Regions from separate parts of the Homo sapiens genome. Here regions 1, 2, 3, 4 and 6 are each linked to region 5. Evidence: chromatin contacts called from ENCODE Hi-C or POLR2A ChIA-PET data. All regions are on one chromosome and are shown on one strand. The core of a region is the stretch at or near the end of the contact, and the rest is flanking DNA. Distances in the headings are between cores, read along the strand shown.

Region 1 (4,368 bases), core at 1,327-3,826, 240 kb before region 5:
AGTCAATATGGAAAAAAAACATAACGTGTGACATATAACTGAACAAAACCAAACAATAACCAAATTTTAGAAAAAAATTTAAATCCCTGGAAAAAAACAAAATAGGCTATCAGTTAATGTCATATTCCATACCTGAAGTTCCAGGGACGTAGAGGTGTCTCGAGAAACTGTTTATCTATAAACTTGAAACCTTTAAGATTGAACATAATCCCAAATTCATAACATCCTTGGTCAGGAAGTCTCCAGGGAAACACTTTCATTCAGAATCTGTCCTGGAAACTTTATACTCACTGTACCTTATGAAGTTTGAACCAAGTCTCAAGTCAATATGAAGTCAGAAAAGACAGCAGATCTAAGCTTCCTAACTGGTCCCCAAAATTGCCTCATGTTCTTTAAGTTCCACAGTTTAACTAAATGGTGATGGGATCTTCCTAGGTTTATGACTGAAATAAAAGTATTGTTGGAAAAGGCTGTGTGCTTAAAATCTCTGTTGGCTTCTGCAAATCCAAAGCCCACCCTGCACCCTGCTCTGAGCTGCGGAGACTTCCCCACTTGGCTGTATCCACAGGCTTCATCATCCTCTGTCCTCTGGCTTCAGATGAGCTCAGCCAATGAGGAACCTGGGTACAAGCTAGAGGGACATAGGCCTGCAGACGTAACTCCTCTGCTCTGGCCTTTACTGACTCTAGACTACTGCACTGCACAATCTCTTTTGGTTTTTCTCCCCCCTGCCCACAACTTTGTTAGTACTCCCTTTATTAATTTATCTTCAAATTATCCTGTTTAACAGTGTCATCTGTTCCCTACTCCTGACTCTTGGTACACTGTTTTTTTCCAAGAACAATTTGGACACTTAGACCTGTTCATTATATAGACCACTCCCTTTAGAAAAAGAAGGGATTCATATGAATTGTTTACATGCTCAAACATACCTGGCTTGGTCTAACAAGTTTAAATATGAGTTTAGAAGAATTTGGTCAACACTTGAAATTCTGTGCTTTTTCAGAGTCTAATGATTTGAGGGGAAAAAAAAAACTTTTTAACATTAAGTCTAATCTAAGCACATGGTTTAGTAGTACTTCCACGTGGAGGAAGCATTACTTAGTTGGCACCGGAGTATGTGTTCTTAAAATGCAAAACTGACTTATTTACCCATTTACATCAGTTAAGAATTCACTTTTTAAAAGTTATGTCCTTTAATTGGTGGTATTTCTTATAAAGTTTTTAAAAATTAATTACCTAAATTTTTTTCCACAGTGATGATGGGTTTGTCCTGACTTGTTCATGGCCTCTTGCTTGGGTTTCCTTGTAAACAGGGGCAAAATGTGTAAGACGTCTTATGGGGCTTAGCACTGTAGCTAAGACATAAATAGGCTTTTTAAAGATTGTTTCCTCTGTACAAAATTCAGTGACTCAAATAGGAGGCAAATTTGTGAGCTTGTCGCCTTTACCACCATATTCAGGTCAAACAGGGTAAACTATGGAGCCCAATGCACCAGTGAGTGAGCCAACACTCACCGAGTGGTAATAATAATAGAATTGGTAGTAATTACCATTAACGGAATACCCTGTATGTACCACATGTTGTGCGTCTAAATTAGCCCTCACAACTACTCTGTAAAGTGCTATGGAAAGCACCACGGACACTGTGAACTTCTGTGTTCCATTCTCAGATGATGAGTCAATAGGAGCAATGAATTCCTCTGATTGTGTCTGGGGTAGGATGAAGAGTTAATACAGGACCTAAGTTAACCCAATCAATGAAGCGAAGGATTTATATTCCAGACTGGAAGGTTGGAAATTTCTTTCTGTCTTCAGCTAGACAGAACTAGAAAGCATTCATCTCTATTGTCACTGGCAACCACCTTATAATTACAAAGGGAAGCAGCTGGAGATGACATCTATATCTGGCAAAGGAAGACGTGGAAATATCCTGTGTCACCAATGACATTTGAGCCACTGATTGTTCTGCACCAGAAACCCACGCTATTTCTGGGTTTCCAATTAATTACATGAGATAATAAACTTACCCGTTGCTTAAGCCCATTTGAAACTGGGTTTTCTGAGACTAGGCTTCTTAACACAGATAGCATTCCAAATGATGCAGATATTACTATCTCCATTTCACAGAGGAGAAAATTGATGCCTAGAGATCCTAAGTCTCTTCCTCAGTGTTACACAGCTAACAAATTGCACGTGCACAGTAAGAGTCCAGGTCCTGCGCTTTGTCCTCAATCACATTTCCTCTCCAAATTAAGTACTAAAGCCCCTTACTTTCACAGCATGTGAACAGAATGCTTAATGGCCTCTTGTATGGGTAAAAATGCACTTGAAAAAGTGGAAGAGTTTTGTCATTCTATAGCTATTTCTCTGTTAAAAGCAAATGGTAAGAGTTAAACAATAAATCCATGAGTCAAAGACTGATGCTATTAAATATATCAGCCATGATTTTAGAGTCTAAAAATACACCAAACACCAGACTATAAAATGTTCTTGACGTCAATAGACGACTCAGCAGTCAGTTGAGGTCACTTTACAACCTTTCCACAACTGCTTCACAGAGAAACCTATGCTTTTCTCAGGACCATAAAAATACTGGACCGCACAGGCAGTCAGCCGTTAACTACACAATACACTAAATTCTTGTAAACTATGGGTTATGAGACTATCCACGGACAATTCATATAATCTCATGACCTGAACATAAAGTACATCCTGTAAAGAGAGCATCACTTGTCTTTTTAAATCTGCATTACCTGTTTTTAATGCATTTAAGTTTGAACCTATGCTACTGAAAAAAATCTTCAGAGCTAACAGTTTCTGCCATTTGGTAAAAATTCAATGAAATCCATTCAATTGTTTTAATAGCTAATTAGCTGTGTCCCATTACTGTTTATCTCAGGCTCTAAAACATTGTCTGAAGGCATTTTCACAGCTTCATGTCACTAGGCATCTTTTCATCTGGAGTTTAACGGCAGCAACTACAAAAGAAGAATCGATCCCCTCTCTCCTCTCCCAGTGAGCACTTGCCTCTGAGGCTATTCCCTCTCTATACTTACATTTAAAATAAATAGATTCCTATGCAAAAAGTGGTTCGTTCAATGGGGAAGGAAAACCAGGCCCCAGTGTTTGTACTTAACTGGCCCATTAAAACCTTAAACTTAGATTTGAATCTAAGTTCATGTGCCATATCAACATAACTTCTGGCACACCTGATGCAGCTCATGGATCTGATAGCTCATAAATTCTCCCCCCACTGAAGTTATGTCCAAAGGCCAAATACAGAAAGACATTTTATTTGTGTGTGAACAGATTATGGCTTTATAAAGCACCAGCTTTGGAGCAGAGCCGTAATTTATGGCATTCAGACAGTACAAACAAGGATAAAGAAATACTATTATTTTCACCATGGAGCATTGAGTAGAAAAGAAATATAAATGTTAACCCATCTGGCATCACTGCATTGCAATATATCTGTTTTATGTTCTGTGTGAGATGAGATTTTTTTAATGCTTTTAAGATATCAAAATAAATTGCACAGACTTGTGATACCTTGGGGGTTCTACCTGGTGGCTGATATGATGGGGTGAACTACACACACAATAAAAGGGTTTATAAAGTTTAGAAATTGCCTAATCCAATATATTGGGAAGAATCAGATAAATGATGCAGGCCAAGAGAAGTTAGGTGTATGAATGCCAGCCCACATAATACAAGGACATTATTCTTGGGTCTAGGTAGACAAAATGTATTAGACTATTTGTAACTTCCATTGTGTTACAGAGATGTGGCCTCTGAATTCCAGAGCAGCTGACCTGTAGTCCCCAAGTCAAAGTAAGCTCTGTCTGAACGAATTCTCTTGAAAAGATTGGTCCTGAGCTTACAGGCCTCTGTTTGTGTGTACATCTAAAAATAACCTGGAGAATTATACTGCTAATAGGAAGGAAGATGCCACACATTTTCTTCTGTTTTTGGCCTTTGCCTGCTTTTCTATAAGATAGCTTGATTTTTATATCAATTCATCATGTCTATTTTATGTTTTGTAGATATTTTTGCCAGTCCATCATTTGTCTTAACTTTGCTTATGGTATCATTTGCTCAATCAGAACTTAAAAAAAAAGCAAAATTTTAATCTAGTCAAGTTTATCCATCTTTATTTATAGTTAAGAATGTCTTCCTCACACATGGTGAAACAAACTTTCTCTGAAATTTCTTTGAATATTTTCACTATGTTTTTTCATTTATGTCTTTAATCAATCTCAGATGGTTTTTTGCATGAGCTGACATAAATAAATTTTCAAAAACATGAAAAGATGCCCCTTGCATCACATCTGACAGGAAAATATAGCAATATGACATACCACTACT
Region 2 (4,171 bases), core at 1,619-4,118, 150 kb after region 5:
TGATTCTTTACCTTGTCTGTGATGCAAAGACCTTTGTTCACGTGTTTGTCTGCTGACCCTCTCCCCACTATTGTCTTGTGACCCTGACACATCCCCCTCTCGGAGAAACACCCACGAATGATCAATAAATACTAAGGGAACTCAGAAGCTGGCGGGATCCTCCATATGCTGAACGCTGGTTCCCTGGGTTCCCTTATTTCTTTCTCTATACTTTGTCTCTGTGTCTTTTTCTTTTCCAAGTCTCTCATTCCACCTAACGAGAAACACCCACAGGTGTGGAGGGGCAACCCACCCCTTCAGGACAGAACCAATAGGAGATAGATAGATAGATAGATAGATAGATAGATAGATAGATAGATAGATAGAGATTTTATTAGGCGGAATTGGCTTACACAATCACAAAGGTGAAGAAGTCTCACTAACAGGGTGTCCACAAACTGGAGAACCAGAAAAGCTGGTGGCTTCATTCCAGTCCAAAAGCCTTAGAACTAGGAAAGACAAAAGCGTAGTCCCCAACCTGTGGCTGAAGGCCTGAGAATCCCCGAGAGGCTGCTGGTGCAAGTTCCAGAGTCCAAAACCCAAAGAACCTGGAGTATGATGTGCAAGGGCAGAAGAAAGATGGCATCCCACTCGAGAAGGGAGCAAGAGAAATAAAGCAGTATGAGCTGAGTATCCCCCTTCTTCTGCCTGCTTTGTCCTAGTTGGGCCAGCTGATTGCATGGTGCCTGTCCACCTTCAGGGTGAGTCCTTCCCTCTCAGTCCACTGACTCACAAGTAAATCTCCTCCGGAAACACCCTCACAGACACACCTAGAAACAATGATTCAGCATCTAGGCATCTGTCAATCCAATCAATTTGATATCTAATATTAATTATCACACCCACTAACTCTGCCTTCAGATTATTTTAAAGCAAATCTTAAATATGTTATTTCTTTTTTTTTTTTTTGAGACAGAATTTCTCTTGTTGCCCAGGCTGGAGTACAATGGCGTGATCACGGCTCACTGCAACTTCCACTTCCTGGGTTCAAGCAATTCTCCTGCCCCAGCCTCCCAAGTAGCTGGGATTACAGATATGCACCATCACACCTGGCTGATTTTGTATTTTTTTAGTAGAGACAGGGATTCACCATGTTGGTCAGGCTGGTCTCAGACTCCTGACCTGAAGTGATCCAGCCACCTCAGCCTCCCAAAGTGCTGACATTACAAGCGTGAGCCATCATGCCTGACTCAGACATGTTCTTTCATCTGTAAATATATTTAGTATGTACTTTGAAAAAATAACTAAAAAATAACCACAGTACAATCATAAAACCTAAAAAATTAACAGTAAATCTTAATAACAAAAATCCAATAAGTACTCTAATTACCCCAGGTCCATTTAAGCAGGGCTTAAATGAAATCCATACATTGTAACTGGTTAACAAAGTCACTAAAATTTTTTCTTTTTTTTTTCTGAGACAGGATCTTGCTCTGTCACCCAGGCTGGAGTGCAGTGGTACAATCACGTGTCACTGCAGCCTCAAACTCCTGAGATCAAGCGATCCTCCCACCTCAGCCTCCCAAGTAGCTGAGACTGCAGGCATGCACCACCATGCCCAGCTAATTTTTTTTTTAGATTTTGTAGAAACAGAGTCTCTCTAGGTTGACCAGTCTGGTCTCAAATTCCTGGCCTCAAGCTATCCTCTGGCTTTGTCCTCCCAAAGTGCTGGGATTACAGGCATGAACTGCCACACCCTGCCCAAATTTCTTGTAATCTAAAGGCAGAGCCAGCTTCAAGTTGTGTGACCAGTGCAGTTGCATACGGCACTGTGCTAAGGAGGGTCCCATACTTGGGGTTTAATTTTCTGCTGTTGCTGTCTTGAAAGTCTAATTCTATCTTTAATTTTGTGTTTTATCAGTGAAGTAGTACAAGAGAATAATAGAGCATGTGCCTAGGGCTTGGTGTCTCAGCTAACGTGCAGTACCGCTTTCTGCTGCTTCCCCAGCTGCCTCCACGGGCTGAGTCTGCAGTTCCCTGACAATGGCCTATCTTTCCCCTCCCCTCCAATACTACTGCTGCCCTCCTCCTTCCCCCAAGCTGGCAGCACCATCATACATTCTGCAAGTGACTTGATGCCCACCCCAGATCCAAGTACAAAACACATACAAGGGGGTTTACCTGTCCTCTGTGGGTTTGGCCAGGAGGACAGTGGAATGAAATGGTTTGTTAGACTTTCCTGCCCCCAGCCAGGGCACTGCATGTTGGTCCAGTGGCTGGCTGGAGGTGGAACTCAACAGCTGGTGGGCCATGTGGGTGCGTCAAATCACCTATGGCCCCTGGATACCAGTGAGTGCTGCACTGGCTGAGTAAATGTCCTCACCTGACAAAACATGATGTTAAATAACAAATGAAAAAATACTATGAAAAGTGGAGAGACAGATTGCAGAATAAAGGAAAGTGCCTTATATTTTGGTATCTTTAATAGCACCTTTTTCTGTTTTTTTTTTTTTTTTTGAGACAGAGTCTCGCTCTGTCACCGAGGAGGCTGGAGAGTGCAGTGGCACGATCTCAGCTCACTGCAACCTCCGTCTCCTGGGTTCAAGTAATTCTTCTGCCTCAGCCTCCTGAGTAGCTGGGACTACAGGCGCCCGCTACCACACCCAGCTAATTTTTGTATTTTTAGTAGAGATGGGGTTTCACCATATTGGTCAGGCTGTCTCGAACTCCTGACCTCATAACCTGCCTGCCTCAGCCTCCCAAAGTGCTGGGATTACAGGCATGAGCCACCGCACCCGGCCTTCTACGTCTTTGAAAAAGGGACCTCACACTTTCATTTTACACTGAGCCCTGCAAGTTATTTATGTAGCTAGTCCTGTCTATAGGTGGGGTTTTTTGTTGTTTTTTTGAGACAGAGTTTCACTCTGTCCCCCAGGCTGGAGTGCAGTGGTGCAATCTCGGCTCACTGAAACCTCCCCCTCCCAGGTTCAAGCGATTCTCGTCAGCCTCCCAAGTAGCTGGGACTACAGACACCTGCCACCACACCTGGCTAATTTTGTATTTTTAGTAGAGATGGGGTTTCACCATGTTGGCCAGGCTTGTCTTGAACTCCTGACCTCAGGTGATCCACCCACCTCTGAAGGGATGGGTTGCCCCTCCACACCTGTGAGTGTTTCTCTTAAGGTGGAATGAGAGACTTGGAAAAGAAAAAGACACAGAGACAAAGTATAGAGAAAGAAATAAGGGGACCCAGGGAACCAGCGTTCAGCATATGGAGGATCCGCGCCGTCTCTGAGTTCCCTTAGTATTTATTGATCATTCGTGGGTGTTTCTCTGAGAGGGGGATGTGTCATGGTCACAAGACAATAGTGGGGAGAGGGTCAGCAGACAAACACGTGAACAAAGGTCTTTGCATCATAGACAAGGTAAAGAATCAAGTGCTGTGCTTTTAGATATGCATACACATAAACATCTCAATGCTTTACAAAGCAGTATTGCTGCCTGCATGTCCCACCTCCAGCCCTAAGGCGTTTTCTTCCTATCTCAGTAGATGGAACGTACAATCGGGTTTTATACCGAGACATTCCATTGCCCAGGGACGGGCAGGAGACAGATGCCTTCCTCTTGTCTCAACTGCAAGAGGAATGCCTTCCTCTTATACTAATCCTCCTCAGCACAGACCCTTTACGGGTGTCGGGCTGGGGGACGGTCAGGTCTTTCCCTTCCCATGAGGCCATATTTCAGACTATCACATGGGGAGAAACCTTGGACAATACCTGGCTTTCCTAGGCAGAGGTCCCTGCGGCCTTCCGCAGTTTTTGTGTCCCTGGGTACTTGAGATTAGGGAGTGGTGATGACTCTTAAGGAGCATGCTGCCTTCAAGCATTTGTTTAACAAAGCACATCTTGCACAACCCTTAATCCATTTAACCCTGAGTTTGACACAGCACCTGTTTCAGAGAGCACGGGGTTGGGGGTAAGGTCATAGATTAACAGAATCTCAAGGCAGAAGAATTTTTCTTAGTACAGAACAAAATGGAGTCTCCTATGTCTACTTCTTTCTACACAGACACAGTAACAATCTGATCTCTCTTGCTTTTCCCCACATTTCCCCCTTTTCTTTTCGACAAAACCGCCATCGTCATCATGGCCCGTTCTCGATGGTCGCTGTCTCTTCGGAGCTGTTGGGTACA
Region 3 (4,744 bases), core at 1,407-3,906, 210 kb before region 5:
ACATGACTGGAATTTCTTTTATTATTTTTTAAACATTATATATATATGTTATTTTCACCCTTCTGTGCCCATTTTTGCACACATTTTAGAAGTAAAAATATATGAGAAGATAGATATACACCAAGGATTGAAAAAGTTGGCCAAAATCTAGATACTGTGGTGGTCTAGATGGTATTTTAAAAGTTTAGACTAAAGGGCCCACATTTTTAAATGTGGAAAGATTATGTAAAAGGCCTTATCTTGAAAACTGAAGGGTGTAGGGCAATACACTGAGCTGAGATAGCACAGCCTGTGGGCTTCAAGTTCTCATAATGCCCCACCACTTTCTAGTCTTCCTTAAATCTGGACCCCAGAGGCATTCAATTTTCTAACTCCCAATGCCATGTTCAATGGCCATGTAACAAAGCAATTCTACCATAAGCCATCTAATCATAAAACCTGTGTAAAATTTTACAGTTACATTGTTGGAAATACCTTAGAAGTACAATATGAGGGTCAAAGGATATTCCCATTTAAAACTTAAATAGATATTTCCTTTAAATAAGTTGCACCAATTGAAATTCTCACAAACATGTATGAGAACGCCTATAGTCTTTATAGCCAACAATGACTAAGAGTAATTAATATTTCCCACTCTAAAAGATAAAAACTAGTAGCTAATTGCTTTTAATTTGCATTTATGTAACCACAAATAAGTTTTGCTTTTTTTCATGTCTATGGCCAATTCAAATTTTTGTGTCTATTAATATCTCTGGACCTTTTTTCATTATATTCTTTGTGATTTATAAATTATTTTATGTATTTTAAATAATAATTGATAGTCCCAGTTTGTCATCAATCTTTAAACATTGTTTATTGGGTTGGGGAAGGTTGTCACAGAGATTTTTAATTTTATGTGATCTGATCTATTAATATTTATAAGGGTCAATTTAGGAAAAATAAAAATATTGACTCGGTGCATTTTTTTCAAACAGGACAAATTTACCTTTCATTGTAAAAATAATGCACTCATTTTTAAAAAATCAAACAGTACAGTAATATTTAAAGGAGAAAGTAAAATTCTACCAGCTGTGATGGTCTATATTTTAAATATTATCCCCTGCCCCCCAAAAAACTTACTTTACACATTCATTGAGCCCCTTGGAGGAAAAAAAGTATATTCTTATATGTCACTATCTTTACTAAACAGAGGAATTTAACTCATTAAACTTGGCACCACTTTTCCACAATGTAAATATATAAGTTTGCTTACAAAGAAGGCACACAAAGGTGGCTTTCTAATCTTTCATTCTGAAATCCAGTGGTAGGGCTGTTCATAGAGCTGACAGAGCTGCACATGGCCTTTGGGACAGAGATGAGTCATCAGTGACCAAGTACACAGCAACCTGGGAATATTCCCTCCTATTCTGGTGGGCTTTCAAGGCTAATAATCAAGGGCTCTCGCCTTATCTGCTTCTTCCTTAGTCTTCTCAGCACATAGTGAATAGGCCATATTAATGAGGAAGATGAGGCATAGGTGCCTTTTTTCTGATATTTAAAATATGAATCACCATAGATGGTAAGATTCATGGTTAGTTGTACTTTCTCTTTTAAGTGTTCCTGTACTCTTTGAATTAAAATAATAATAATACATTATTTTCATAATAAAAGGTAAACTTGTTCTATTTGAAAAGTAATAAAGATAAATACACTTTACTGAAGAGTACTAACAGTCTAAGTAGTGTATAAGGACGGAGAGTCAGCAGCCTTATTCTGCACTGAAGCTGCCTACCTCCCCCATCTCCTCTGAAGACTTTATTTTTTATATTTATGTTTACAATCTAATCACTTTACATAAAACAACCCGTGAGTTTAAGCTCAATTTTTATTTCTCCAAATTCATTTATAAACTCTATTTCTCTAAATCCATCTGCCAGTGAGTACACATATTTGAGATAATAGGTATAATTATACAAACATTCAATTTTTTGTTTTACATTATTCACCTAAATAATCTCATGTACTTTTTTTTTTTTTTTTTTGAGATGAAGTCTGGCTCTGTTACCAGGGTGGAGTGCAGTGGCGTGATCTCCGCTCACTGCAACCTACACCTCCCAGTTCAAGCGATTCTCCTGCCTCAGCCTCCTGAGTAGCTGGGACTACAGGCATGTGCCACCACGTCCAGCTAATTTTTGTATTTTTAGTAGAGACGGGTTTCACCGTGTTGGCCAGGATGGTCTCGATCTCTTGACCTCATGATCCACTCGCCTCGGCCTCCCAAAGTGCTGGGATTACAGGCGTGAGTCACCGTGCCCGGCCCTCTTAGGTACTTTTCATTTCACCAAAAGAACCCCCAGAGATTTTATTTCTAATGTCTCTGTGGCATTCCATCTTCTTATTTTATATATATATTTTTTTGTGATTTGTTTAGCTATTACTTTCTTCTTGAACACTTGGATCATTTTAGGTTATAAATTCTCAGTGTTAAATTTGAAACATGTCTGTGCAATTACTTCTTTGGTTGTTTATTTGGGGCTTATTTTATTGAAGCCTCAGCTCCAGGTTAAAGGTTATGAACAGCTTTACAGCTCAAGTTAGTGGCACTTTCGGTGAAACAGCTGTGGTCTCGTCATGTGATTTCCTTTCACAGAGTGAGTTTCATTAGTACTAATGAAGGAATAAAGTAGAATTTCTCTAGTGGGAACCACCCAGCTGTGGTCTGCTGCCCATGACATTTTGCTCAAATTCCCTCAGACATGAGCACCACAGAAATTTTTTAAAAACGAGTCTGACCCATTCACTCAGGAAGAAAGAACTCCTCCGTGGGCAGTTGTCCCCTTTACTAGCTAGCCTCAACAAGTTGCTCCAATCACAGGGGGGTCTTAGTCCATTTGTTTTGCTATAGAGGAATACCTGAGGCTGGATAATTTATAAAGAAAACCGGTTTACTTGGCTCACAATTCTGTAAACTGTACAAGAAGCATGGAGCCAGCGTCTGCACCTGGTGAGGGCCTCAAGCTGCCTCTACTCATGGCAGAAAGGGAAAGGGAGCTGGCACAGGCAGAATACATGGTAAGAGGAAGCAAGAGAGAGAGAAGAGGAGGTGCCAGACTCTTTTTAATAATCAGCTCTCCAGAGAACTACTAGAGTGAGAAGGGAACTCACTCATTACGGAGAGGACAGCACCAAACCATTCGTAAGGGATCCACCTCCATGACCCAAACATGTCTCATTAGGCCCCACTTCCAACACTGGGGATCAGATTTCAACCTGCAGCTTGGAGGGCCAAATATCCGAACTGTAGCACAGGACCTCTGAGGGACTGACTGCCTCAACCCCAAAGCAGACAGCAGGTACCGCCCCACAGGTCCCAAGCCCATACCAGACATCATGTTGTACTCTTTCTAGAGCATGGCCTTATTACCAGAGTTACCCATGAACAGCTTGCCCATGGGCATGGCATCTTTGGAATCTGTGTAGTCCATATTGTGCAGGCTGTCAACCCTGCCCACCCTTCATACAACTCTCAACTCCAAACATCATGAACTCCACTCCCATTAACAAATAAATATCTTTTTAGGATTTCCTTCAGAACTTTGCCCCCAAACTCTATGCTCAACACAGTGGCCAGAGTGACCCATATAAATGTAGGCCAGATCCTGCCTTTCTTTTGTTCTACCCTCTCCCCTCCCTAAAGGCTTCCCAAACCAAAGGTCTTTCAATGGCTGAAAGACCCTGTGCAGTCTGACTCCCTGTTAGGTACCTGACCTTTTCTCCTCCCTCCCATCCACTCTATACTGAACACACTTGTCTTCTTTCTGTTCTCCAATGCATCAGACACACTCCCACCTCAGGATTTTGGCACTGCTGTTCTCTCAACCAAGAACACTTTTGCCCTAGAAGCCATCAGTGTGCCTCACTCCCTTGCTTCCTTTGGGTCTTTGGCCAAATGCCACAACTCAGTGAGCCTTCCTTAAATCTTTTTGAAATTGCAACCATCCCTCTCCTGCCACTTACTACTCTTCTTTTCTGCTTTTTTTCATAGTATTCATCAGCTATTTCATATACACCTTGTATTTATAATAGGTCTCTACCACTATACTCTAAGGTCCTTAAGAACAGAGATTTTTGTTTATTTTGTTCACTGCCATATCCCCAGTGACTCCCAGGATGAGTGACTTGTACATAGCAGGCACCAAACATGTATTTATTGAATGTGTTTCTCTGAACCCTGCACAATGCCAGGAGAGATTTACAGGAACAACCCCTGTCCTCCAGAAACTCTTAGTGTAGTTGGGGAGTTTGACAATTGCTAATACTTTATAAAGTCAGATCTCTAAGGTTAACACCCTAACACCTTCTTAGTTCCTCTTAGATACTGTGACTGCACCTAAGGGAAGGTGCCTTTAGGAGGAAGGTAGTTCATAGGTTGTGGTTTTGTGGTGGAACCTCCTGGTTTCAAGTAAGCATTGCTGACTTGGACAAAGATCTGAGCTTATTTTTTCTAATCAACTGTGCTTTCTCTATGAACATTGATGTTTTTATTAAAATAGCAAAGGATAATAAATGCCTCTCTTGTATTATATTTAACCCTTGAGGCAGAGAGGTCCAAAACACAAAAAAACCTATCTGATATTTTAGGCAGAGTTTCTCTTGACTCAAAACCACTTCTAGCACATTCATTAGGAAGGTTACTATCAAAAATAAATAAATAAATAAATAAATAAAACAAGTGTTGGAAAGGATGTAGAGGAAATGGAACCTT
Region 4 (4,319 bases), core at 620-3,119, 190 kb before region 5:
GTTAGGCTACTCAGGAGTCAGGGACCCACTTGAGGAGGCAGTCTGTCCATTCTCAGATCTCAAGCTGCATGCTGGGAGAACCACTACTGTCTTCCAAGCTGTCAGACAGGGACATTTAAGTCTGCAGAGGTTTCTGCTGCCTTTTGTTTGGCTATGCCCTGCCCCCAGAGGTGGAGTCTGCAGAGGCAAGCAGGCCTCCTTGAGCTGCGGTGGGCTCCACCCAGTTCAAGCTTCCTGGCCACTTTGTTTACCTGCTCAAGCCTCAGCAATGGCGTGTTCCCCTCCCCCAGCCTCACTGCCGCCTTGTAGTTTGATCTCAGACTGCTGTGCTAGCAACAAGCGAGGCTTCGTGGCCATAGGACCCTCCAAGCTAGGTGCGGGATATAATCTCCTGGTGTGCCATTTGCTAAGACCATCGGAAAAGTGCAGTATATGGGTGGGAGTGACCTGATTTTCCAGGTGCCGTCTGTCACCCCTTTTCTTGGCTAGGAAAGGGAATTCCCTGACCCCTTGTGCTTCCCGGGTGAGGCAATGCCTCACACTGCTTCGGCTCACACTTGGTGCACTGCACCCACTGTCCTGCACCCACTGTCTGACAATCCCCAGTGAGATGAACCTGGTACCTCAGTTGGAAATGCAGAAATCATCTGTCTTCTGCATTGCTCGTGCTGGGAGCTGTAGACTGGAACTGTTCCTACTTGGCCATCTTGGAACCGCCCCCTCTTCCACTTATTATTCACTGGCCAGAACTAGGCATGTGGCCCCAACTGAAAGGCAAAAGAGGCTAGAAAATAAATGGAAACACATACAATGTTTGGTGAGCACTAGCTCTTTATGTCACAAGTGAATAGACTACATACTATAATAATTTTAATTTTTAAAAAATGGTTATCTCAGGATAACTTTATGGAATGTTGAAAATACAAGTTTACCTAACATCTGTTGTTCAGTTGTACATATAATCTACATTGTGTTTATACTGTGATTCCTCTGTGCCAGACTGAAAACATGAAGTAGACAATAGTAAAATAATTTCAACAAATGTCAACTGAACAAAATTTGAGATTACCTGGTAAATTGAGTATTAGTTTGGATATCCCTCTCCCGAAGATGTATTATAATGGCAATTGCTTTCTTTGCCAAGGAGTAATATTTATCTGTAAGGCTTTTTCCAATTAAGAAAATATTCAATGATGATAAAGTAGAAATATGATTTTTTTTCCTTCACTCTTCCAGATAGAAAGCAAATTCTGCCTGGTGTGGTGGCTCAAGACTATAATCTCAGCACTTTGAGAGGCCAAGGCAGACAGATCACTTGAAGTCAAGAGTTCAGGACCAATCTAGCCAACATGGTGAAACCCCCATCTCTATTAAAAATACAAAAATTAGCCAGGCATGGTGGCATGCACCTGTAGTCCCAGCTACTTGAGAGGCTGAGGTGGGAGAATCACTTGAACCTGGCAGGCAGAGGTTGCAGTGAGCTGAGATCACACCACTGCACTCCAGCCTAGGCAAAGAAGCAAGACTCCAAGAAAGAAAGAAAAGACAGGGAGGAAGGGAGGAAGGAAGGAAGGAAGGAAGGAAGGAAAGAAGGAAAGAAGGAAGGAAGGAAGGAAATTCTATCTTGGGCAGGAGTTGTAGATACATCATTATCCTGACAATCAGAACCATGATTTGGAAAGATTAATCTGATGGAAATATGCAAATAGGTTAAAAACTATTGTCAAAGAAAGCAGTTAAGCAGCTCATACCAAAGTTCAGCTGTGAAGTAAATGATGACTGTGTGCCGTTTCACACAAGAAGTACTTCATGAATAGGAACCTTCTTTCAGACTGAAACCAGAAACAATCTTAGTTGCTAAACTTCATTAGGAGAGAAGTTACCATGCATAAATGATATGTCTTATGACCACCGGATCTTCCAGATTCCCCTTCCAGTATGTTGGTGCCTTCAAGTGAGAGAGATAAAGTTCTCTCAGCTTCTTCTCTTGTGGCTGAGTTTGCCACAACCAGCAGCCCTGACACACACTATTGGTAAACAAAGCAGAAGTAATGTCACAAGGCATGGGCTTGCCGAGAAGGGTGCCCAAAATAGCAAACCTCATAGCTTAATTTAGAAGAATCTTTACAATGTCAAGCTTACAAAGGTTAAAAAAAAAAAAAAAAAAAGAAACAAAGAAAGAAAAAAGAAATGTGGGGCTAAGCATGGTGGTTCATGCCTGTAATCCCAACACTTTGGGAGGCTGAGGGCTGAGGTGAGGATATCTTGGGGCCAAGAGTTTAAGACCAGTCTGGGCACCATAGTGAGACACTCTCTCTAGAAAAAAAAAAAACTTAAAAATTAGCCCAGTGTGCTAGTTTGGGCCTGTAGTCCTAGCTACTCTGGAGGCCGATGAAGAAATCTCATGAGCCTAGGAGTTCAAGGCTGCAGTGAGCTATGGTCATACCACTGCACTCCAGTCTGGGCCACAGAGCAGGACCTTGTCCAAAAAAAAAGGGAATGTGGTAGCATTTTCAACAAGTATAAACTATGTGGTCTTGTCTATTCACAGATCATTTAAAGATGAAAGCTTTAATTGGGGGGAAAGCCATATCAGCCAATGGCACTGTGAATTTTTGGCAGAGGCATCATCAATTCTAATAACTTTTATCAAAACCAATGGTTTTAAGCATTCAAGCTTTTATTTACCCCTCTGTGGTCTGAAATAACCATTGGCGTTTGGAGCTGTTTTTGTTTATTTAATTTGGTTTTGTTTTAATTGGTCTTGAAGTCAACATACTCAGGATTTGCAATGTAGAAATGAGTTCTATGAAGGCAGCAGATTCTTGATTTCTTTCGGTCTATAAGTCTTCCCCATTAAAAGCCTATACTCTGGCCAATAAGAACTAGAAGTAGAAAATAAAGTTAAAAGCAAGCTCAACATAGTGAGGTTCTAACTCCATATGTTGCGTTTATGGAGGCTTGTTTCTCTAACTCTTTCCTGGTCCTCAGACACCATGGGAGAATAAAAGTAAGCCACTGGTACCTTCTTCTGCCGTAAACTTTTCTCCAACATAAACACATATTTATGTTGACATGAACATAAACACACAGTCACACACACTCATTGCTTTGGAAATGGTAATTCCCATTAGAAACATGCAAGTTTAAATTTAATGTTCTTTGTACTTAGTGGTAATTCACTTATACTTATTTTCTTTGAGAGAGTGAGACAGGAAAGAATCTCAAGAATCTTTAAAGAAATGCAGAGAAGGCTAGCTGTGCCAGGTAACTGACGAAAAGCAAATTAAGGTCTCCGTTTTCAAAAGAAGAATGAAGTTAGATTTCACAAACTCAAATAATGAAAATATTATCAAAGGCAGGCTGAGCACAATGTCTCATGCCTGTAATCCCACCACTTTGAGAGGCCATGGTGGGCAGATCAGTTGAGTCCAGGAGTTCAAGACCAGCCTGAACAACACAGTGAGACCTTGTGTCTAGAAAAAAAGAAAAAGAAATAAAATATTATCCACGACATTAATAAACAGATAGCTTGTGAACTTAAGAAGGGGAAATGATAGGTCACTAGAAGACATCGTGGATGCACTAAGAACACATTATATGAGGCTGAGTTCATTTCCATTTTTGAGAATTCAACTAAGTATAAGAGCAGAACTCCATAACTATTGTGTATTTAGAGTTTATAATACATTTCATCTTTCATAATCTCCATGAATACCAGTGAAGAAGTAGAGGCTAAATGCTAGTGGCGTTCAGTGGTTTAACGTAGAGTTGAATGACTAAACTCCCCAGGCTCAGAATCTGTGCCCACCTGAGTTAGTTGCCCAGTGGCTTGACACAGGGCTCATTCTTATCTCTTTGCTACTTAACCCATTTATCAAGAACTTCCATAGCTTCCATAGGGACCTAGATATCATGGATATCAAATGTGATAACCTAAAATTATAAGACTTGTTGATAATTAGCTCCAAAAATATCTCAGCAAGATGAAGTAATGGTCTTGATTTTCAGTTCACTAACCACGTTTCAGGTACAGTTTACTGAGATGGAAATAAGTGTGCTTCCTTATCTGGTACAATAAAACAGAGCTCTATTTTAAAATAAATGCTTAATTATTATACAGAACACATATTTCAAAGGTGATTTCTGGCTAGCAATTTAAAAGAAAAAAAGAATATTAAAATGCAATACTTGGTAACTTTTTCATTAATACTTAACTTATAGTGTCAACACCAAATCTTAATAACTTCTCAAATTCAACACATTTAAGTCCTTTCTTTGGAATTATGACCAAATCAAGGATCTAGAGATTCAGGCTC
Region 5 (4,484 bases), core at 1,489-3,988:
TACTCAAAACAGAAAAATAGATGTCACCTTAAAATCATCCACAGCTTGGCCAGAAGCCTTCTGTTTATGACTTCGGATGTGCAACAGGAGTTCCTTCACTGAGTTCTTTACCCGAACACCTTGAAAGGGGCCTCTCTGCTGCCTGCCAACCCCCATATGGGGCTCAACTGTTCAAAAGAAAACAAAACATATTCCTGGTTAAATATCTTCACAGACATAAACGTTAATAATCCCAAAAGTATAGCTGTTGCCTAATGTATAAAGTCCCCAAGCAGCACATTGCAAAACCTTTCCAACTTGCTCTGGTCAATCAATGGCCTTGTGAGTCCCGAGCTCTGCTCAAAGGTCCTAAGTTGCCTGATACCTTTCTCCACTGGGTACCCTAAGAAATTAAAGTTCATAAAAATTTGGTCAAGGATCCTCAGAGCCAATAGGTAAACCCAAATTAAGCCTCTCTATCTCTCAGCTCTAACCACCCATGAGAGTGGATCACATTTTTTTCTCAGCCCTAACCACCCATGAGAATGGATGACAGATTTTGCCATCCTGACTCTCATAGTTCTATAATTATTCTTGACTTTGGAAAAACTTTGGGGAGCAAGTGATAAATGATGCACTTTTAGCTTTTTAAACCAATGGTTTTATGTTCACATAGAAATTTTAAAGTCTATCAATTCCGCTTACCTAAGAAGGCACAAAACAACTTCTTTCAAAGATCTCTATGTACGAAAACCTGACAATTAACAACGTCTTAGATTTATGTCTTATTATTTCCTTCAATTCAACTGTGCCAAAAAAGCTGCTTAAATTCACTGAGCTTAAACACATTTCTACATATGCACACAGGATTTCCCCTCATTGACTGTTTTTGGAATTACTTACACAGGTCTTCTAAGTAAAAAGGAAATATGCTTGTTTCACTTTTAAACTTTGAAATACACTTTAGCATTTGGTATACAAGTACAGTACTCCACTTCTGATCACTATTATGTCACAACCTCTTAGTATGTGTGTTGAACACAAATTCACAAAGTCAGGAAATGAATAATTCAGCCGCTCCATCAAGTGTACAAAAATAAGATGGGGCAAGAAACAACGCATAATTTGAACATCTGTATCTATCATAAATACATGAGATAAACAGTTCAATGATAGGGTAAGTGAAACATTAGTTGGCTTTATTTTTAAGTTTAGGGATTTCAAGAGATACCAGAATTGCCAGAATCTAACACAGCATTTTTCTGGAATGACAGCAGTTCATAATCCAACGTCACAGAAAGAAAAAAATGCAGTTTCAGAAATCCCCTGTGGCTGTGTGGTAAACCAAGGGACCAGCAGAACAGTTTCAGCCAGATGAAGGCCAAGTGGGTAAGAAAAGGTCCTAAACACATATTCTTTCTGGATCTGCTACGCAGTGGTTTAAATCGCTTTTCGCATGATTTTAAATGACTTAAAATGAAAATGAGATATCACTTTTTAAAATAAATGACAACCAAAACAGGAGTGGCTAAGAGTGGGAAACACCGGAAAGAGACGTTCTTTAAAATCATGCTAATTACTCTCAACGTTCAATTATCGAGGCGTTTTTCTAGCCTACCCACAGGGGCATCCTGTTTTCCCCCAAATTATGCAACTCGGTTCACTAAGAAAGGAAACCAATTCGCAGCCCATGAAAGATAACATTACGTCTTTCTCTGCTAGATATGGCTTATCCATTTTTTTTAAGGCACACACAACAAAAACAAGACCGCAAAAATTCCGGGCAGACTTCCGAAACTCGCCAAACTAAAGGCATAACTTGAGTTGGTTTTCAGCCCGGCTTCACCTTGATAACAGCAGTTTCCTTTTCTTTGACGGTCAAGTCTTTTTACTGAAAAATTCCATAAAAACTGAGAAATAAGTCATGACCTTTAACGCTATTCCCAAACCCTTATCCTCTGCTACAGCTTTCCACTAAAATATTCACAAGAAGAAAATTACACCTACATCAGACCCCAAATCTCATCATAGTTTATTAATTATGACTCAACAAAGCTGCTTCTTAGAGAGCGAGCGATCTCCTGGTCACTCGCCCGGCAGTCAGAGCTCGGCCGAGCGGTTTCTGAAGCCCCCCCGAGGCCCGCGGGAGGGAGCCGGTTCCGCGGGCCGGCGAAGGGCGTGTAGGTCAGGCAGGCGCCCGGCCCGGGCAAGGCGGGGAGTGGTAATTGATGGCTAAGGTGCGTACGTCCTAGCTCTAAGGAGGGCGCAGGGGCCACCCTCCATCTGGGGAGTCCCGCTCCCAACCTCCTAGGCGTGCGCGCCCCGAGTACGCAGCGGTGCGGGGCCGGCGGGTACCTGGCTGGCGCTCGGCGCGGGCGCCGCCTCTCGACCGGGACTCCACGGCGCCGCAGGAGGACACCGACGAGGCAGAGGAGAAGTCGGAGGAGTCGGAGCCGGGCGAGCCGGGCGCCGAGGGGCCCAAGACCGAGCAGCTGGCGTCGCAGGCGCCCGGGGCGGCGGCGGGCGGCGACGCGCCGTAGAAGTAGCTCAGGTTGAGCGGGCTGGTCATGAGGCCGCAGCCGCCCGCCGCGTCCCGCAGCCCCTCTCCGCCGCGGCTGTCGTCCAGCAGCTTGTCCACAATCATGCTCCCAGGCTGGGCGCTCGAGGACCCCGACACCTGCGCCACCGGCTCGCTGCGCGCGGCTGCCTCCCGGGCTGGCTCAGGGAGCTGTCGGCGGGCGGACGGCGCGGGCCAGTACGGGCGCGGCGCGGGACTGCCAGGGTATTTAACGGGCCGCAGCGCTCGCCGACCTCCCCGGCGCCCGGCCCGGCCATTGGCGGTGCCCGGGCCGCCTCCCAGCCCCTCCTCCGGATGCGTCCGATTTCCAGTAAAATGTACAGGATGAGGCAATGCGCCCTCCGCCCTCCGCCCTCGCCCCGCCCGCCCGGCTCCGCCCAGACCGACCGGTTGTTTGCCTGCCCTTCACCGGGAAACCCCGACAGCGCGCGGCTTCCAGCCTCCCGCTTCCCGCCTCCCGCCTCCCGCCTCCCGCCTCCGGGACCCCGTCCCTCGCCCGGGCCATCCCTGCCCTCTAGGCCCCCGCCGGGCCTGGGCGCCCGGGGAGAGGGCGCGCGGCGCAGGGCTGGGCCTGCAGAGGGAGGCGGGAGTCAGTGGAGGGAACCGGTTGGCCTGGTTCTTGGGGACTGGCAAGTCCTGGAAGGAGCGCGCCCCGCACCCCTCTGCCTGCCCCGGCGCGGCGAGCTGTTAGCCCAGTTAAGGCATCTCTGGAAGGTTCTTAAGGGCCTGTCTCCTCCGGCGCCCCAGCGTAGCCTCCCTTCTCAAACATAGCGTTTGTCGACGGTTTTAGGCAACATCCCGAACTGAAAGAGATGTTGGAGCATTTTTATGTTCTCAAATTATCTGCTGGGACGCAAATAATGTTTTAGGTGCAGCCATGAATAAAAAGTAATGCCACACTTCTGTATCCTTCAATACTAGAACAAAGCCATCTTAGCAAAATAATACACAAACATGTAGGTGCTGTAGTATATGTAGATATAACTTTTAAAATTCTGCATAGCTTTACACTATCTGATAAACTAACACAGTAATTTTGGCCTTTCCTATCTTGAATACTTTTTTCCAATGGATTTATACAACTATTTGTTCAAGTCCAACTAGCAAAAAATGCGGGAATGATAAGGTTAAGTACACACATGCTATGTTTAAATAAACCGATTATGATTAAATAACACGAGGGATACAAAGTTCAGTGAGCCACCTAAAAGGAGAAACAACAGGTCTGGTAGAGGAAAAAGGAGGTCAGGAGGAAAATCTTTGCAGGGGTGGTGGCATTTAAGATAGGTCCTAAAGGATGGGTGGGATTGGGGCCCACAGCATTTACAGAAAGAACAAGAGCAAAGAATTAAGGAGAGGGTTCATATTAGAGTGTATAGTCCCCTTTTACGATTGTCAAGAGGAGAAGATGGCATTAAATATAAAAGATAACTTGGTGCCTTTGGGTGGAGCACCTCCAGCAGCTGAGACACTGGAATTTTATTTAATAAACATTGAGAAAACATGAATTTTAGGTAGGCAAAATTAATCTGCAAGCAGTTGAGAGAAGATGAGGAGCCCAGAGGCCATTAGGATCCACTGCAGTAGCCCAGGAGAGAAATGACTGGGCACTGGGGCAGATACAGTGGGAAAGGAGAAAGTAAATTGACAGAAAGCAGAGCTGGGCAGCATTGCTAGGGCAGAACCCACAGGTCTCGCTCTTTTGGAGGGGGGGAGAAATGAAAGGGTCCCCAGTCAGGCCATGGCTTGGAGCCACGACCAGGTGAACAGGGCCACCAGCTCCAGATCACAAGGGATCACAGAGCAGAATGTTTGGGTTTTAGGACGAAGGGGGGGACACGATGAGTTTGGATTGTTACTCAGTATTAGTAGGTGGCATAAGACCCTGGTGGGGGTAGGTCCAAAGTAAATACAGCCATACCCCACA
Region 6 (4,127 bases), core at 1,112-3,611, 160 kb before region 5:
CCCATATTTCTTGGAGGCTTTGTTCGTTTCTTTTTATTCTTTTTTCTCTAAACTTCTCTTCTCGCTTCATTTCATTCATTTCCTCTTCCATCACGGATACCCTTTCTTCCAGTTGATCGCATCAGCTACTGAGGCTTCTGCATTTGTCACGTAGCTCTCATGCCTTGGTTTTCAGCTCCATCAGGTCCTTAAGGACTTCTCTGCATTGGTTATTCTAGTTATCCATTCATCTATTTTTTTTAAAGTTTTTAATTTCTTTGCCATTGATTCAAACTTCCTCCTGTAGCTCGTAGTAGTTTGATCGTCTGAAGTCTTCTCTCAACTCGTCAAAGTCATTCTCCATCCAGCTTTGTTCCATTGCTGGTGAGGAGCTGCGTTCCTTTGAAGGAGGAGAGGCACTCTGATTTTTAGAGTTTCCAGCTTTTCTGCTCTATTTTTTCCCCATCTTTGTGGTTTTATCTACCTTTGGTCTTTGACAATGGTGATGTGCAGAAGGGTTTTTGGTGTGGATGTCCTTCCTGTTTGTTAGTTTTCCTTCTAACAGACAGGACCCTCAGCTGCAAGTCTGTTGGAGTTTGCTAGAGGTCCACTCCAGACCCTGTTTGCCTGGGTATCAGCAGCAGTGGCTGCAGAACAGCAGATATTGGTGAACCACAAATGCTGCTGCCTGATCGTTCCTCTGGAAGTTTTGTCTCAGAGGAGTACCTGGCCGTGTGAGGTGTCAGTCCGCCCCTACTGGGGGGTGCCTCCCAGTTAGGCTACTTGGGGGTCAGGGACCTGCTTGAGGAGGCAGTCTACCCGTTCTCAGATCTCAAGCTGTGTTCTGGGAGAACCACTACTCTCTTCAAAGCTGTCAGATAGGGACACTTAAGTCTGCAGAGGTTACTGCTGTCTTTTTGTTTGTCTGTGCCCTGCCCCCAGAAGTGGAGCCTACAAAGGCAGGCAGACCTTCTTGAGCTGTGGTGGGCTCCACCCAGTTCGAGTTTCCAGGCCACTTTGTTTACCTAATCAAGTCTCGGCAATGGCAGGCGCCCCTGCCCCAGCCTCGCTGCTGCCTTGCAGTTTGATCTCAGACTGCTGTGCTAGCAATGAGCGAGACTCCGTGGGCGGAGGACCCTCTGAGCCATGTGCGGGATATAATCTCCCGGTGTGCTGTTTTTTAAGCCCATTGGGAAAGCGCAGTATTAGGGTGGGAGTGACCCGATTTTCCAGGTGCCATCTGTCACCCCTTTCTTTGACTAGGAAAGGGAATTCCCTGACCCCTTGCGCTTTCTGGGTGAGGCGATGCCTCACCCTGCTTCAGCTCATGCACAGTGCGCTGCACCCACTGTCCTGCACCCACTGTCTGGCACACCCCAGTGAGATGAACCTGGCACCTCAGTTGGAAATGCAGAAATCACCCGTCTTCTGTGTCGCTCACGTTGGGAGCTGTAGACCAGAGCTGTTCCTATTCAGCCATCTTGGCTCCTCCCAGCAACAAAGACTTTTTAAAGAGGAAAAAGACACTGGCTAACTTATCTAGATTTTAAAAAACTTAAACATTAGTAAATCAATTAAAGCATTACATTTTTTAAAATGCATCATGATTAAAGGATTTATTCCAAAAAATCAAGTTTGGCTTAACATTATCAGAATGTCCAGACAGGGCACGGTGGCTCACGGCTGTAATCTCAGCACTTTGGGAGGCTGAGGCAGGCGGATCACGAGGTCAGGGGTTCAAGACCAGCCTGGTCTTGAAACCCTGTCTCTACTAAAAATACAAAAATTAGCCAGGTGTGATGGCATGCGCCTGTAATCCCAGCTACTCAGGAGGCTGAGGCAGGAGAATCGCTTGAACCTGGGAGGTGGAGGTTGCAGTGAGCAGTGATCACACCACTGCATTCCAGCCTGGGCGACAGAGTGAGACTCTGTCTCAAAAAAAAAAAAGAATGTCCAATGTATCGCACTAAATTATAGATTAAAGGAGAAAAATTATATTATCAAGAAAAAGCAAAATATTAACCAAACACAAAAATCTGTTCATGATTGAAAAGAAGGAAAAAACCTTTCCACAAACTAGGAATAGAATGGACATTCTACAATCTAATAAAGACATCTATGCCTTTATTAGGCATAATGCATAATTAGGCATTAAGAAAACAAAAAGCTTGTGTTTTCTTAATGGCAAAATATTAAATGTTTTCTCCCTAAAATTGGGAACAGGGTAAAAATGTCTGCTTTTATTGTTTTTATTCAACATTATGTTTGGGTTTCAGCTTCCTTGAGCAGGGAGCTTGCTCTTGAGAGAAGTGACTTCAGCTGAGGCATTTCCCGCAGTGTGGACTGAAAGCTGAGGGTTATTTGCTGGCAGTACTCCCAGAACTTGGTAAGAGCTTCACTCCTGAGGGAGAATTTAAGTGCCTCATTACTGTGTCCATTACATATTTTGTTTCTGAATCCTCTACATGACCTGTTAAACACAATTATAAAATGAAAAAAATACCCAGAAACAGTGCTAAGAAAGCCCCTCAATAGAAACTGTGGGCAAATGTCCTTTGTAGCTCATGAAGAAGGTTGTCCCCATCAGAGGGAAAAAAATATGGCTGCTGAGTTTTAGAACATTTATTTAAAGATAGAGTTTTGTCTATTTACTTCTATCAGAAATTATCAGTGTGTCTATGACTCAAACTTCCTCTAAGTTTTTATGTTCATATATTCATATTCTTTGAGTCATTTGTTCAACAGTAAAATCATCTATAAAGTTAGTCTAATCCCAGCAAAATTTCCACCACAGCTTTCTTTTTTGGAACTTTTCAAACTAATCTCAAAGTGTTTGTGGAATAAAAAATTTGCAAAAATAACCAAAAACCTTTTTTAGAAAGAAATATATAAATGGTGTGGGGAAACATGCCTTACCAGGTATCAAAGCATAAAATAATGTTACAGGAATTCAAGAAGTATATATCTGCCCTAAATTTAGCAAAAAGATGAGTGGACCAATATAGAAATTACAAATAAGACTTATGAATATAAGAATTAACATTTTTGACAAGTAGTAAAATGAAGGAATGTTCCATAAATGTTACTAAAATATATCTAATAAATGCATTATTTTCCGACTCTATCAAAATTAAAAGTTCACAAACACTTCACATTTACCTAGAATGGATAACAGTGGATATTGACTATATACATTTACCGGATCACCTAGGCATCCATCAGAGCAACAGAGGGTAGAGGATAAATCCTACAAATATTCAGGGGCCTGTCACATCAATAAATTTTTTAGGGGGCTAGTGGCCTGAAGTATGCCATGATGTTACCTCCGAAGTAGAGGACAGATTCTTGTACTTTGCACCTCCCACCAAGAAGGAATACAACCCTTAATAGACTTGTTCAAGTTCTGGAGATAGTGTATTGCATATCTAAGATATTGGTTCTACCCATTCACTAGGATACATGAAAGGCTTCCAGCTTTGAGTAGGACCTCGAGCAGAGAAAAGCTATGAAATAGGACTAGATTCTGGTACAAGTGGCCCTGCTTTTTAAATTATATAACCAGTAGTCATTATTGCATTAGAGACATCATTAGTGGGGAAAGATGTTGTGCAAAGTTTATGACAAACACTAATGAGAGAGCAAGATTATGCTCCCTGCAGTGGAGAATTACTCAGCTTACAAATGACAGATTCTGCTGTTCCACTGAACTCTAGTAGAGATGAATAGCTTGTTCGTGGGACATTAAGTGGACAAGTGGCCAGAACTACTGATCATGAGCTGTCAGATCCACAAAATCATAAGGTCAGATGGAACCAGAAGCAGGCCATTAAAATGTGCAAGTGCCACATCTGGGATTTAGCATGAACAAAGCCAGAGAGTTCAAAAAGGACACATGAGCAGCTAGCCTAGATCTGCATGTCATTGTCATCCACCACTACTGCACCAACTCATATATGTGGTCACATAGCAATTACCATGTGACTAGCTCACTATGATCATTTTATGTGTCAACTTGACTGGGCCATGGGATGCACAGATATTTGGTCAAAGAGCATTCTGAGTCTTTTCATAAGGATGTTTTGGGATGAGATTGATATTTAAATCAATAGATTAAGTAAAGCAGATGATCCTCCACAATGTAAGTGAGC

What was found. Hi-C counts contacts between places; a loop is a spot of excess contacts on that map. ChIA-PET counts read pairs that join two places held with the same protein, here RNA polymerase II (POLR2A). Pooled maps may share reads with other maps.
Region 1: a loop to region 5 is called in a map of PC-3, with 3 times the contacts of the local background. The contact joins the enhancer-like site here to the promoter of NFKBIZ in region 5. A Hi-C loop is called at or near these places in 7 of 168 maps with a recorded cell type or tissue (PC-3, endothelial cell of umbilical vein, left colon and 4 more) and 16 of 50 pooled maps. POLR2A ChIA-PET finds 5 or more read pairs at or near these places in 20 of 52 experiments (A549, AG04449, AG04450 and 14 more).
Region 2: a loop to region 5 is called in a pooled map, with 3 times the contacts of the local background. The contact joins the enhancer-like site here to the promoter of NFKBIZ in region 5. A Hi-C loop is called at or near these places in 2 of 37 single-sample maps with no recorded cell type and 7 of 50 pooled maps. POLR2A ChIA-PET finds 5 or more read pairs at or near these places in 2 of 52 experiments (GM10248 and WTC11).
Region 3: a map of GM12878 shows a loop between it and region 5 (2.6-fold over the local background). The contact joins the enhancer-like site here to the promoter of NFKBIZ in region 5. A Hi-C loop is called at or near these places in 5 of 168 maps with a recorded cell type or tissue (B cell, CD4-positive, alpha-beta memory T cell, GM12878 and 2 more), 28 of 37 single-sample maps with no recorded cell type and 15 of 50 pooled maps. POLR2A ChIA-PET finds 5 or more read pairs at or near these places in 17 of 52 experiments (A549, AG04450, B cell and 13 more).
Region 4: a map of GM12878 shows a loop between it and region 5 (2.8-fold over the local background). The contact joins the enhancer-like site here to the promoter of NFKBIZ in region 5. A Hi-C loop is called at or near these places in 3 of 168 maps with a recorded cell type or tissue (B cell, CD14-positive monocyte and GM12878), 21 of 37 single-sample maps with no recorded cell type and 10 of 50 pooled maps. POLR2A ChIA-PET finds 5 or more read pairs at or near these places in 7 of 52 experiments (GM10248, GM12878, activated B cell and 4 more).
Region 6: a loop to region 5 is called in a map of endothelial cell of umbilical vein, with 2.9 times the contacts of the local background. The contact joins the enhancer-like site here to the promoter of NFKBIZ in region 5. A Hi-C loop is called at or near these places in 3 of 168 maps with a recorded cell type or tissue (PC-3, endothelial cell of umbilical vein and mammary epithelial cell), 4 of 37 single-sample maps with no recorded cell type and 8 of 50 pooled maps. POLR2A ChIA-PET finds 5 or more read pairs at or near these places in 15 of 52 experiments (A549, AG04449, AG04450 and 12 more).

What each region holds. Positions count from the first base shown.
Region 1 is chr3:102,088,264-102,092,631 of GRCh38, reverse strand. No RefSeq gene overlaps it. Among named protein-coding and RNA genes, the nearest start is that of RDUR, 150 kb to the right of the region's middle. Within about 2 kb of position 2,576, at least 5 of the 41 ENCODE cell types and tissues checked have a DNase peak (open chromatin) inside an H3K27ac peak, as active enhancers do; they include PC-3, where a contact is called at or near this core.
Region 2 is chr3:101,699,961-101,704,131 of GRCh38, reverse strand. LOC124906262 (endogenous retrovirus group K member 5 Gag polyprotein) reads right to left here. Exons shown (of 3, transcript XM_047449415.1): 3 at 359-4,171. Among named protein-coding and RNA genes, the nearest start is that of RPL24, 15 kb to the right of the region's middle. RefSeq lists enhancers at 1-275, 332-1,531, 1,595-2,353, 2,354-3,113, 3,874-4,171. Within about 2 kb of position 2,868, at least 3 of the 41 ENCODE cell types and tissues checked have a DNase peak (open chromatin) inside an H3K27ac peak, as active enhancers do.
Region 3 is chr3:102,057,628-102,062,371 of GRCh38, reverse strand. No RefSeq gene overlaps it. Among named protein-coding and RNA genes, the nearest start is that of RDUR, 120 kb to the right of the region's middle. Within about 2 kb of position 2,656, at least 3 of the 41 ENCODE cell types and tissues checked have a DNase peak (open chromatin) inside an H3K27ac peak, as active enhancers do; they include B cell and GM12878, where a contact is called at or near this core.
Region 4 is chr3:102,036,326-102,040,644 of GRCh38, reverse strand. No RefSeq gene overlaps it. Among named protein-coding and RNA genes, the nearest start is that of RDUR, 98 kb to the right of the region's middle. Within about 2 kb of position 1,869, at least 4 of the 41 ENCODE cell types and tissues checked have a DNase peak (open chromatin) inside an H3K27ac peak, as active enhancers do; they include B cell, CD14-positive monocyte and GM12878, where a contact is called at or near this core.
Region 5 is chr3:101,847,768-101,852,251 of GRCh38, reverse strand. It overlaps NFKBIZ (NFKB inhibitor zeta), which reads right to left and starts at 2,738. Exons shown (of 12, transcript NM_031419.4): 1 at 2,335-2,738; 2 at 28-167. The coding sequence starts at 2,623. RefSeq lists silencers at 2,840-3,011, 2,060-3,259 and enhancers at 2,753-3,047, 2,842-3,679.
Region 6 is chr3:102,005,550-102,009,676 of GRCh38, reverse strand. No RefSeq gene overlaps it. Among named protein-coding and RNA genes, the nearest start is that of RDUR, 67 kb to the right of the region's middle. Within about 2 kb of position 2,361, at least 8 of the 41 ENCODE cell types and tissues checked have a DNase peak (open chromatin) inside an H3K27ac peak, as active enhancers do; they include PC-3, endothelial cell of umbilical vein and mammary epithelial cell, where a contact is called at or near this core.